Linked DNA regions of Mus musculus: region 2 is linked to region 1. A link is a loop called in an ENCODE intact Hi-C map of the cell type or tissue named here. Cell type or tissue: heart. All regions are shown on one strand.

Region 1 (2,500 bases):
GTGGTTTGAATATGTTTGGCCCAGAGAGTGGCACTATTTGGAGGTGTGGCCTTGGAGTAGATGTGTCACTGTGGGTGTGGGTTTTAAGACCGTCTTCCTAACTACCTGGAAGTCAGTATTCTCCTACCAGCCTTCAGATGAAGATGTAGAACTCTCAGCTCCTTCCACACCATGCCTCTCTGGATGCTGCCATGCTCCTGCCTTGATGATAATGGACTGAACCTCTGAACCTGTAAGCCAGCCCCAATTAAATGTTGCCCTTATAACAGTTGCCATGGTCATGGCATCTGTTCACAGCAGTAAAACCCTAACTAAGACACATGGGTTCCAGGAAGGTCCTAGGATCATCTCAGCACACACACACATGCTATGGCATATATGTGAAAGTCAACTTGCAGGAATCAGCTCTCCATCCATCATATAGGTTCCAGGTATTAAACTCAGTGTTAGATGGCTGCTAGTGCCTTTACCCGCTGGGCAAGCTCATTGGCCTTGTCACTAACACATTTATCTAACTCATCAATTTCCATAGGTGCATTCAGGCTGCCTTTCTGTATCTGTAAGATGAGAAAAACTAAAGCAGAGATTTCAGGCAGCAATGATGAGCCTTAAATGGCTCAGTCTGAGGAGTGACCTAGTACAGTGCCTGGCAAGTAGAGAGCCTCAGAAAAATGAAGGATTTCCGTGAACAACTCTTCTTTAAAGAAGTGTTTGGTCTCTCTGTAGAGACAGCCCAGCAGTAGACAATCACAGATAGAGGTGGCTTCTTTCTACACACTTCAGTTCTGGAATTAAAGAGTGTCCAGAAATACACTTGATGCAGTCACATTCCTAAGCATGCTTACATAAGGAGTGCACTCTTACACATGTCTTGTATAAGGTCATGGTCCAAGAAGGATAGCAGTGCAAAGGTGTTGGCCATGCTCTGCGCTATGAGGAGACCTCACACTATGTGCAACTATGAAACAGATCAGAGAGAGGACACTAAAAAGGACTTATTATGGGTCTTGGGCTATGTTAGCTGATTTGGAGGAGATCCTAAGAAAGCAGGAGTTTATGTTGTATTAAAACAATAGAAATGGGACTTTCAGGATAGCATTTGAAATGTAAAAGAAGAAAATATCTAATTAAAAAAAGAAAAAAACAATATGAATGCAATAATATTTAATGGATACGTCTATTTCTAGTTCATGGGCAGAAGAATAGAAACAAGGCCAAACTTAACATTGAAGAAGCAGTAATCTCTCCTGTTAGCCAGGAGAGGGAGGTGTTTGGTCATTTTTGTAGTTGTACATCTGTTTTTATCCTTCTGTGAGCATAACTGTAGAATTGTCTCATTTTTTTTCCTTGTTCCATCATATTCTTGAGAAGCCTCAAGATCGATATTAATGTTAACATCCTGCTTATGTAGATGAAGGGAACCGCTTGATTTTACTGACACAAATAAGCCATTTACTAGCTGTCAGCTGGAGGAGACTCACTGTCCCACTTTTCCTAACACTGAGAAGGTCCCTGAGAGACAGAATTTTAGTGCTTAAAACGAAAAGAGTCAGCAAGGTAGATTTTTTTGTCACTGTAGCTGCTAAGGCCAACTACTTCTTTCTCTGCCTTCAGCTCTTTGACAACATGTCCTATGAAATACCTTATATGGATAGGATGCCTTGACTCATTTGTATACGAGGCCTTAAGCAGGTTGCTCAATGTCTCTGACTCTTGGTGAGACTGACTAAAGAAGTTCTGGACACACCCAAACCTAAACTTCCTAGCTTAAGTTGTTCCCCAAGCCTTTATTAGTAATTCTTATAAGCTGGAACGGACTCTTCCCAAATGGAAATGCCCCAAAGACAAATCATCAAGTCGATACAAGTCGATAATGTCGAAAACTCAAAATCTCCTGCACGGGATTTCAGCGTCCCATGCTAAAGCAAGTGCAAGCTTTCCAACTCATACTGTCCTGGCTGGTTTTGTGCGTCAACTTGACACAAGCTGGAGTTATCACAGAGAAAGGAGATCCAGTTGTAAGGCATTTTCTTAAATTACTGATCAAGGATGAGGAGGGCCCAGACCACTGTGAGTGGTGTCGTCCCTGGGCTGGTGGTCCTGGGTTCTATAAGAAGCCAAGCTGAGCAAGCCAGAGGAAGCAACCCAGTAAGCAGCACGCCCTCCATGGCCTCTGCATCAGCTCCTGCCTCCAGGTTCCTGCCCTGCTTGAGTTCTAGTCCTGACTTCCTTTAGTGATGAGCAGCAATGTGGAAGTGTAAGCTGAGTGAACCCTTTCCTCCCCGACTTGCTTCTTGGTCATGATGCTTTTGTGCAGCAATGGAAACCCTGACTAAGACACATAACCACTTCAAAGTCACCTGCAGTGTCCCTCACCCCCTGATCCCATACAGGATCAATAACCCATCATCAGCTAGAAATAGCTATGAACAATGGGCCTTCACCCCCGCTTCAACCCCTTAAGAATAAAGCATGGAGATGTCTGAGGCAGGAAATGAGG
Region 2 (2,500 bases), 160 kb after region 1:
CTAAGCTGGAAATAAACCTGCATCAAAACTACTCTACCCTGGAGGATATCCAGAGTCTTTTCTGAATTCTATTAGCTCTCTTATTCCACATTTACACTAATATATCACTAATATATGCTTGGTTTCAAAGCTACAAATGTTGAGCGGGATGGCGGTGCCCCCACTACTGCAAATAAAGTGTAAAAATACATGTATATAGCTGGGTTGTATGTGTCATACAGCCAGGTTGTGGTAGTACATGCCTTTAACACCAGTACTAGGGAGGTGGAGGCAGGCAGATCTCTGAGTTCCAGGCCAGCCTGGCCTACAAAGTGAGTTCAAGGACAGCCAGGGCTACACAGAGAAACCCTGTATCAAAAAACTAAAACAACAACAATAAGAAAACACGAATGTTTAGTCTTAAGGGAAAACATATTCTTTACAATGTTACATACAGTTCAACTTGTAATTTAGGAGTAAGACTATATAGTCTTTTATAGCTGTTAAGAACATGCATGTCTGGTGTCTTACAACCATTGGTAACTCCAGCTTCTTGGATTTGACACTCTCTTGCGGGATCCTCGCGCACCTGCACACACGTGCACAAATACACTGACACTCATACACATAAACAAGAATAAATCTTTAAAAAAGGACTATAGTTTTAATGTAGGCACACAGCTCTAAATAGGAGAAAGTCTCATTAGCATTTATCGCTCAGCAACAACGAACTTTTTTTTATTAGGCTGCAGACATTTTAAGAGTGCGATTTTTGGTGGAGGGTGGAGCAAACTCATCCGCAAAGCTACAGAGTGGACGGGAAGTAGTGGTTTTTAGGTATGTGCAAACTTGTGACGTGCAGTAGTAGATGCTTAATAAAGTGTGGGCCGAGTCCTGGGTGACATGTTCCCAGACTTTAGAGGGCAGCGACAGGAGCATGCTACCAGAACATTGTTAAAAGAGCGTATTCAAGCGAGAGTGGGTTGGCTCGAGGTGCTAGGCGCCCACGCGAGGCCCGACCCACGGCCTGCAGCATCGCACACTTACCAGGCCAGGCCCAGGGTCATCGCCAGAGACAGCAGGCTGAGCCCAGTGCGGGGGTCCGCCCAGCCCGCGTCCCCCCGCGCCTCGGGGTTTTTCCTGCCATCACTCCGCTTCTCGGGCTCAGGAGCAGCCACTTTGGGCCCCGGCTTCTTTCGGCTCTTCACTTCGGACATGTCTGGATCCCTGAAGATCTTGAAGCCAGGATGGCTTTGGAGGGGGGCCGTGGGACGTGGCTGCAGAGCAGCTTCGGAAGGCCACGCCCACCAAGGCTGTGCCCCGCCCTCAAGCGGCTGGCCCCGCCTCTGGATTCCGCTACCCGACTGAGTCTGCGGGAGACCCAAGCTCGCGGGTGCGCGCAGGTTGCGGAGAGGCGCGTAGAGGGGGCGGGGCCGAGAGTGCCACGTCTAGCTGGGCGCGAGCCCGCGGCTTAGCCCCACCCCACCGCGCATGCGAGAACGCTCAACCAGGGCTTGCGGTCACGCGCCGGGCGGGGCGCGCGCGCGCGGCCGCGGCGGCGGGCCCTGGGCGAGTGAATTTGCGTGCCCGGGCGCGCGCTGTGTGGACTGGGCGGGCCCAGCGGTGTTTGAGTGCTCCGCGGTCCTGAGGCAGAGACCAGGAGGCAGCTAGAGGAGCAGACGTCTCACTCCGCTCGCGGAAGGGTGTGAGAGGGGTGTGTGGGGGTCGGCAGCGAGGGGTGTGTGCCATCAGCCACCGGCGACGATCTGAGACAGTCGCAGCGGCTTTCCGAGCGGCGTCCGCTTCCCGCCCGGGCAGCTCCCGCCAGAGGGGTGAAGCGGCGACTGGAGTGGCCGTGCTTTTGTGCCCTGGGTCCCGGTACCCTCCCCTGGTGCGGCCCGAGGCAAGCCCACCGAGGTGACCACCCCTCGACGCCGCTTGGAGATCCCGGGCATCCACCCTGCGCCCCGAGCAGCTGATACCCAGGGAGGTGTCAGGACCTGCCCGGGGCGCGGGGTCGCCGGAAGCCAGGCGGGAGCCCCGGCTGCTTTCTGGCAATCTAGTCTCATAAGTGACCCTCCCTGGGCTGCTTTCTTTCGATTATCATCAGTGACCCTCCCCCGGCTGCTCTTCCCAGCACAACTCCGGTGCAAAGGCTTGGGTAAGTTTACTGCCTCGGTCTCACCTCCCCAAGCTCCTCTGGGCAGGCTCTTTGCAAGTTCTGTTGTAGCTCCCAGGGACTGAAAGATCAGGGGACGCGGGATGTTTGGTAATCATCCTCCTGCTCTTGTACCAGGAAGAGAAATTATCTAAGGAGGAAGTAGACCACTATTACTGTTTTCCTGGATAGACTTAGCCTTTATATTGTGGTCTGTATCTCGGACCAGTTTTGGCTTTCTGTTTTGTTGTGGCCACAAAGAGGTTGTGGCCCTGGGAATTTGCCCATAGTATTCCAGTTTGTGTAAAGTTTGAAAAAAGTTGTTTAAAATTTATATAATTTATGGCTGGGCATGGTGGTGCA

The links. A loop is a pair of places that touch in the nucleus more often than their neighbours do. Peaks named below come from ENCODE experiments on the same cell type or tissue, not always from the same donor. Only the 100,000 strongest peaks of a DNase experiment are listed, where the experiment ranks them.
Region 2: a loop joins it to region 1, with 2.7 times the contacts of the local background. A loop is called at or near these places in 9 of 42 quality-filtered maps.

Annotation. Positions count from the first base shown.
Region 1 is chr10:91,243,286-91,245,785 of GRCm38, reverse strand. No RefSeq gene overlaps it. Among named protein-coding and RNA genes, the nearest start is that of 4930534H03Rik, 24 kb to the right of the region's middle. In heart, a CTCF peak has its summit at 1,256 (motif pointing right); no DNase peak of the experiment used is centred here.
Region 2 is chr10:91,081,823-91,084,322 of GRCm38, reverse strand. It overlaps Apaf1 (apoptotic peptidase activating factor 1), which reads left to right and starts at 1,580. Exons shown (of 27, transcript NM_009684.2): 1 at 1,580-2,140. It overlaps Ikbip (IKBKB interacting protein), which reads right to left and starts at 1,284. Exons shown (of 3, transcript NM_026166.2): 1 at 1,027-1,284. The coding sequence starts at 1,196. In heart, no CTCF peak of the experiment used is centred here; a DNase peak (open chromatin) is centred at 1,372; H3K4me3 peaks cover 2,275 bases; H3K27ac peaks cover 1,988 bases.